Regions from separate parts of the Homo sapiens genome. Here all the other regions are linked to region 2. Evidence: read pairs that join two places in POLR2A ChIA-PET (ENCODE). Cell type or tissue: GM12878. All regions are shown on one strand. Region 1 holds the start of LINC02898 (long intergenic non-protein coding RNA 2898). Region 2 has its middle 45 kb from the start of EML4. Region 3 overlaps EML4 (EMAP like 4).

Region 1 (2,500 bases), 170 kb before region 2:
CTGAGCTAAAGTCTTCACCAGCCTGCCCCTTTTGGGGAAGCTTCTGACAATTTCGATTACCGAAATCTTCCTGCCTTTTGGGATAATACAGTCAAATGCTCCATTGAGACAGACTTCTGTATCTTTACAGGCCCTAGAATGAGACCAACCCAAGGCCCAGCATCTGCAGAATGTCCCGTGTAGAACCAGGAAGGAAAAACTAAACCACTCCTTTTCCCCTCTTCCCAACACACCCTTCTCTCCTCTCAGATCCTTGGAGTTCTCCGCACTCAGAACCTACAAGCTGCCCAGGGGTCTTCCAGACCAGCCCCAGTTGCTTCCAGCCTCCTTCCGCCAGCACATCTCTGCAGCCTTGGGCCACCGATCCTAAGCCAAAGCCTCCCCAACCTCTGGGCTCAGAAGCAGGTGTAATCCCAACTCCAGCAGGGAATTCCAGAGGTGAAGGTCACGGGAGCATCTTTAATCTTCGGTTCCCAGTAGAGAAGATACCCAAAGAGCAGGGAGCAGGAGCCAGCTCCAGGCTATACATTTGTTTATTCATCAATCATTCATTTATGCATTAATCATTCATTCCCCCCACCCATCAGTCATTCATCTGCTTATTTATTCATTCAATGTGTTTGTACCTTGTCCTTGCTTTGGTTACCGCAGATGTTGGTCCTCTCCTGCTTTGATCTGTCCCCTGTTTCTCTGGCAGCTGCACAGCAGAAGCCTTCTCATGTCCCTTGTTGGGTACTTGGCTGAGAGTGTGTCTCCCTCTCAGAGGTGCCTGAGGAAAATCAAAGGGACAGTGCAGAGCTGTCTGCTGCCTGCAAGTTCCCTTCCATTGCAAAATCCAGCCTTCTGGTCCGTAGGTCAGTGGGAGAGATTGGGAGGGGCTGCAGAGGGGTCTCCAGGCCCAATCGAGGAATAATGGTCTGGACATCCTCACCATGTGTGAGCTCTGGCTGTTTAAAAAATAAAAAAAATAAAAAAATAAATATACTGGTCCTTCTGGGAGAAAGGGGACTGCAGGAGACTCTAAGCCTCTGTGCCTGGTTCTGAGGCCTGAGCTCAGCACTTTGGCAGGCCCAGAGAACATGGTATGGGAAAACCTGGGGCTGGAGTTTCAGAGGCCTAAGCTGTGAGCCTTCTGACAGGTCTCCCACCTTCCATCCTTCCATCTACCTGACCCTGTAAAGTCTGTTCTCAGCCAGCAGCCAGAGATCCTTTAGTAAAAGACCACGTCCTGCCTGTGCTCAGAACCCTGCCCTGACTTTCAGTTCTCTCGGAGAAAAACCCAAGGCCCCACTTGATGGGGTCCCCCTCATCTCCCACTCACTCCCTCCATTCAGCCCCCACTGGCCCCATCCTTCCCGAACTCACCAGCCACACTCCAACCTTAGGGCTTTTGCTATAGTTGTTTCTTCTAGAACAGGCTTGACCTGGGTGACTTGCTTGAAAGTGACTCACTTTCTCACTTCCTTCAAGTCTTCGCTCAATTGAAACCTTCCCCATAAGCCTACCATGACCCATCCTATTTAAAACTGCAAAGCACACAGGCACGCGCGCACACACACACACACACACACACACACACACCACTCTCAACCCCCCTTCCTCTTTAGCACTCATCACCTTCTAACATAATACATAATTTACTTATTATTTTTACCATTTATTGTCTGTCTCTGCCTGCTCAAGTATAACTTCCAAAAGGGTAGGGGTCTTTGTATGTTTTCTTCCCTGATGTATCCCGAGGGTGGGCCATCCCATGGATGCCTGGTGTATAGCAGGAGCTAGTAAAACATTCCTTGGATGAAAGAATGAATGAGTGAATGGGCTGTAGGAAGCTCTGAGGATGAAGCTTGTGAAGCCACAGGCTGTGGAGTTTGGGGCTTCCTGGGGGTAGAATTTAGGAGGTCCACAGTGGCTTCTATCAGCTGTGCTGAGGAGAGAAGAGCCAGGCAAATTGCCCGCTGCCAGCCTTCTCGGGGAGGAAAGGTAGGCAGCAGCATCGGTGGGGATTGCGCTAACTCAAGGTGCCAGCTCCATGCTGCTCTGGGGCTGGCCAGCGCTCTGGATGTCATTAGCTGATTTGTTCTGCTCTGCAGAATGTACTTTTCATATTTAGGCAGAAAAAAACAGCTTTCGATCCTTGTGCCCTTTCTTCTGTGAGCTGTAGCACATGGCCTGCTAATTATGAATTAATCCTCTAAAGAGCATGTTCATTATTCTAATTTAATTGTGCTTCGTTTCAGAAAATAACTAAACCCAGCGTGGAATAAACTCCAATGCTGATCAGTTTTCAAGAAGTTAACATAAGACAAAATTCTGCTAGAGGGCAGCAGCAATTTGGAATCATTAAAGGGAACCCATGTAAATAATAAAAACAAAACTAAAATGCAGAATTAAATTAAGGAATAGGAAATTAAATTTGGGAATCTAATCTAAAATTGAGGCCTTATATGCACAGGCTTACCCTGGCTTGGCTCTTCGCTCAGGAGTGCTCAGGAGAGGA
Region 2 (2,500 bases):
CAGGCTGGTCTCGAACTCCTGACCTCAGGTAATCTGCCCACCTCAGCCTCCCAAAGTGCTGGGATTACAGGTGTGAGCCACTGCCCCCGGCCATGGCTGGGATTTAAACCCAGGCTTCCTAAGTCAAAGTTTATTGCTGTATATATATACAGGTTTTTTTTTCTTTTTTCTTTTTTTTTCTTTTTTTGAGGCAGAGTTTCGCTCTTGTTGCCCAGACTGGAATGCAATGGCATGATCTCGGCTCAACACAACCTCTGCCTCCCGGGTTCAAGCAATTCTCCTGCCTCAGCCTCCCAAGTAGCTGGGATTACAGGCATGCGCCACCGCACCCAGCTAATTTTGTATTTTTAGTAGAGATGGGGTTTCTCCATGTTGGTCAGTCTGGTCTCGAACTCCCGACCTCAGATGATCTGCCCGCCTCAGCCTCCCAAAGTGCTGGGATTACAGGCATGAGCCACTGCGCCTGGCCAGTTTATTGCTATTTTTTAGCATATCATAGCTACTTATATTTTGTTCTGTGACATGTGTTTATTGACTTGGATTCTGTCTGCATTTCTCTTTTGTCCCCTGAATACACTGTTTTGGGTTGTGGGCAGGAGCCCCATCTAACCCAAACCTTATAATTTTCACTGGACCTACCGCACTGTCTGTACCCAGAAGATGATTCTAGGGTTTTTCTTTTTCCTTTTGAGAGATCTAAGTATCTGGGTTTATCTGACCACATAGTATTCATCAGTCTGCCTTTTTCATGGTCCCTCCACAATCTAAGATTTAAATCAGGCTGTAATTAACTCTAGCACACAGGCTTTTCTACAGAAACCTTCCCAGGCTGCACTGTCAGCCTGCTTCTCTCCATTAATGCATGCCATTGGCAGCCAGAAACCAGATTTTGCCCTGAGCTACCCACACAAGTTTGAGGCAAGATTATGGGTGAAGAAAAGCTTGGGGTGGATGCATCTCCTATATGTAAAGGCTGTTTTGTTTGAGTGATTCCAAGTGCTGGTACACTATGATTAATTAACTTGGTTAAGGATTAATTCTTAAAAATCAGGAATGATTTGAATCGTTCCTCCAAGTGAGTTGCTCAGCTGCCTCCAGGGAGAGGATCAGTTGAAAAAAGTGGACAATTAATGTCTTAGAGATGACATTATCTCTTTGACATTCCATAGAGATAAAGAGAAAGGCTAATGAGGCATCTCTTTGACACACACTTTCTCTCTCTGTTTTTATTTATTTATTTATTTTTGGTTCACAGGTATCCTCAGCCCTAATATAGACTAATAAATCTAAGCCTGTAAGCCTGTGAGTTTGTTTCTTTTCGTAAGTATTCAGCAATGCAAATCCTACCCCCAAAACTGTCTTCTTTGACCCATTTCCTGTATTCCTGTATCTGTTATCTTCAGATCTCTCCACCTGACTGTCCTCATTATTGAAACGTCATATTTTGACCTCAACACTTCATAGTTGCTGATGTGACTTCCTCTATGTTTGAAATGTTTTCTCAGTTACTGCCCTAAGTAAAAAGCAAACACAACAAGTTACGGCTTGGCTATCCTTTTTTTTTTTTTTTTCCAAAAAAGAGCTATTTATTACTAAGACAAGTCTACAACAACACTAAAAGTATTCAAAAAGAAAAACATCAGTCATATTTCTGCCACTTACCACAACCACTTTCTTTTCTCCCAGATTTTCTTCCAGTCTTCAGTCAGATATAGAAATATTTTATGTAAGCATAATTATAATGTTCATGTAATTTTTGTGTTCCACTTTTTGTTTAACATCACTTAATAAACACTTTCTTGTCCTTACATAGTCTTCCTAATGATCTTTTTTTGTGGCTTCGTGGTTTCCCATGGATATGCCATAACTTGTTTAATCATTTCCCCTGCTGCTACGCATTAAGTTATTTCCAGTTTTTAACTATTATAAGTGGTTCTTTTTTTATTTTTTATTTTTTGAGATGGAGTCTCGCTCTGTCACCAGGCTGGAGTGCATGGCATGATCTCGGCTCACTGCAACCTCCATCTCCCTGGTTCAGGCGATTCTCCTGTCTCAGCCTCCCGAGTAGCTGGGACTACAGGCAGGCGCCACCCCACCCAGCTAATTTTTGTATTTTTAGTAGAGACAGGGTTTCACCATGTCGGCCAGGATGGTCTTAATCTCCTGACCTCATGATCTGCCCACCTTGGCCTCCCAAAGTGCTGGAATTATGGGCGTGAGCTGGCCATAACTATTATAAGTGGTTCTTCTATAAACATCTAGTGCATGCAAAGATTTCTTTTCTTCTTTTTAATTATTTCCTTTGTAGAAATGTCCAGGAGGGCTGTTGCCATGTTGAAGGGTTTGAATGATTTTCAGGGATGATGAGCTCTTAAAAAGGCAGTACCACAGAAGTTCATAACACATGTTATATCTTGATTTATAAAACTAATGGTGGGGCCTGGCACAGTGACTCACGCCTGTAATCCCAGCACTTTGGGAGGCTGAGGCGGGTAGATTG
Region 3 (2,500 bases), 170 kb after region 2:
TATGAAATTGTGTACATTTCTTCTTACCTACCACAAGGAAAAATAGCTTAATACAGGCAGCAAGAAGGAAGCATAAGATGCAGAAGGGACTAGGATAGCCTCAAAATTAGTCACTATCTCTGAATAATAGGAGTGACTAGATGGCAAGTGGAAATAACCTGGAGGGATGAGGGGATTTAAATAGAATATTTTGTAAAAGAATCTTTATATTTTTGAGGAAAATACAATTGTAGTAAATAGTGTATTCATTATGTTTCAGAGAGCGATGAGTTTAAAGGATTTTGGGTTATCTTACTATTTGCAGTTTTAATAAGATGGTATTTCTTTCTTAGAATGTTAGCCCTATCAGTGAATTTTAAAATGCCTCTGATTGACTTTTCTTTAGGATTCAGGTGTTCATTTATGTATTATTGATGACTCCAATGAGCATATGCTTACTGTATGGGACTGGCAGAAGAAAGCAAAAGGAGCAGAAATAAAGGTAAATTTTTAAAAAACCGAGTATTGTGTTTTAGAGTACGTTACTTGTTTTGCAGGTATTTGGAACTATATTGGTATTAGAACTATCTATTCGTAAGTCGCAAAAGCAGATCTACTAGCCAAATTCAGCAAATTTAGTGATTTGTCATAATCGTTAAGATATTAACACTATAGTTATACAAGATAAAATAGTCAAGCAACTTGAAGCAATTTCAATATTTCAGACATTACTATAGTCCTGAAATGCCAGAGTAGATGGATGTGTGATCTCATAATTAAGACTGAACACACTTCTTGGTTTTCTTCTTTAATAAAACATGTAATTTCATTCCATCTTTAAAGCTTTAGAAATCTAGAGGAAAAATTCAGTAGGAATACGACTGATGTAACTGAAGGGCTTATGTTAAGTTTTTTGGTCTTAATTGTGTTTGTAGGATTATTTTAGAAAATTCAATAGCATTTATAATTGCTATAATTGCATTATAACTCTTTACAGTACAAGGGTTGATCTCTGTGTAGATCAAGCTGTACGTTGTAAGAGAAGAATGTAAAATGCATTGAAGCTGGGTTTATATGAGCCAGAAATGGACTTCTCCCTCTGACAGGCATTTAAAAAGATTCAAAGTGATAGAATGGCTTTAAAAAGTCTGTGTAATATTTGCCATACTCTTAAATAACATCACATTACTCTCCAACTCCTCTCTTAACAGTTTTGTTTTGAGTAAGCTTCAAGCTTTTAGCTTGTTGGGCAGAAAGATGATGTGATGTTTAACTTAACATTTTGAAAGAAGTAGATTTGATTGTACTTAAAAGGAATATAAGTTGTCAGAAAACCTCAAACTTTAAAAAACATAAATGAAGATATAGATTGACTTCCAGTTATTCAGAGTAATTTAACATTGAAACATAGGGAAGTTGCATGAAAATGAAATATATCAATTTTGATTCTTCATAGTAAGGTTTACCAGATGAAGTCTTGTGGTTTTCCTCCTACTGGCGATTTCTCGATCTCCTTTCCAGGACTTTAAATGTTGGTGTTCTTCAGAGTTTTATTCCACATGCTCCACTGATACTATATGCTGCTCCCATGGCCTCATTTTCTATCTGCTGAGTCCCGTATCAGTTATCTCCAGCCCAGATCTCTAACAGGTTTAACTCATATTTCTAGTTGCATCCTAGACATCTTTATTTGAATGTCCTCTACCACAAATGAAAATCACCATGTTCAAATCTGTACATAATCATCTTTCCTAGCCCCCAACCACCAGTTTCATCCCTTAGTGATTGACTCCGCATTTCACCTAGCTACCTAAGCTAGAAACTTGGACATCATTCATGGCTCTTTTTACCTCACTTCTCACATCCAGGTAGTCAGGAAGTTCTCTAAACACCGTGTCCCAAATATCTGCATTATAGCACTTTCTAGTACAAGCGACTGCAAAACAATTGAAATTAACTTAATCTGGCCAGGGGTAGTCACTCACACCTGTAATCTCAGCACTTTGGGAGACCAAAGTGGGTAGATCATTAGATGTCAGGAGTTCAAGACCACCCCGGCCAACATCGTGAAGCCCCATCTCTACTAAAAATACAAAAAAAAAAAAAAAAAAAAAAAAATAGCCGGGTATGGTGGCAGTTGCTTGTAACCCCAGCTACCCTGGAGGCTGAGGCAGGAGAATTGCTTGAACCCTGGAGGCAGAGGTTGCAGTGACCCGAGATCACGCCATTGCACTCCAGCCTGGGCGACAGAGCAAGACTTCGTCTCAAAAAATAATAAAAATAAAGTTAACTTAATCAAAACAGAGGATGTATTGACTCCTGTTTAGGGAGGAAGAGAAAACCTCTAGTAAAGGTCAGAGGGAGATTTTGACTCAGAAATGACTTGATTCAGGGGCCGGATTACGGGTTGACTGTCTCTCCTCTTCTCCCTGTCTTGACCTTATTCTGTTCTACTATAGATGAGCTCCATCCTTGCTTAAGTCACAAGGATTTGGGGAGTTGATATATAACTTTTTAATTT

The links. Peaks named below come from ENCODE experiments on the same cell type or tissue, not always from the same donor. Only the 100,000 strongest peaks of a DNase experiment are listed, where the experiment ranks them.
Region 1: POLR2A ChIA-PET joins it to region 2 with 5 read pairs; 2 of 35 experiments call an interaction of 5 or more read pairs at or near these places.
Region 3: POLR2A ChIA-PET joins it to region 2 with 5 read pairs; 4 of 35 experiments call an interaction of 5 or more read pairs at or near these places.

Annotation. Positions count from the first base shown.
Region 1 is chr2:41,952,362-41,954,861 of GRCh38, forward strand. LINC02898 (long intergenic non-protein coding RNA 2898) reads right to left here and starts at 1,445. Exons shown (of 4, transcript NR_161189.1): 1 at 1,366-1,445; 2 at 627-947. It overlaps LOC124905996 (a long non-coding RNA gene), which reads left to right. Exons shown (of 3, transcript XR_007086296.1): 3 at 250-688. RefSeq lists an enhancer at 1,181-1,320. In GM12878, no CTCF peak of the experiment used is centred here; a DNase peak (open chromatin) is centred at 1,490; H3K4me3 peaks cover 406 bases; H3K27ac peaks cover 873 bases.
Region 2 is chr2:42,122,783-42,125,282 of GRCh38, forward strand. No RefSeq gene overlaps it. Among named protein-coding and RNA genes, the nearest start is that of EML4, 45 kb to the right of the region's middle. RefSeq lists a silencer at 1,473-1,673. In GM12878, no CTCF peak of the experiment used is centred here; a DNase peak (open chromatin) is centred at 1,439; H3K27ac peaks cover 652 bases.
Region 3 is chr2:42,287,842-42,290,341 of GRCh38, forward strand. It overlaps EML4 (EMAP like 4), which reads left to right. Exons shown (of 23, transcript NM_019063.5): 11 at 386-481. Among named protein-coding and RNA genes, the nearest start is that of COX7A2L, 72 kb to the right of the region's middle. In GM12878, no CTCF peak of the experiment used is centred here; no DNase peak of the experiment used is centred here.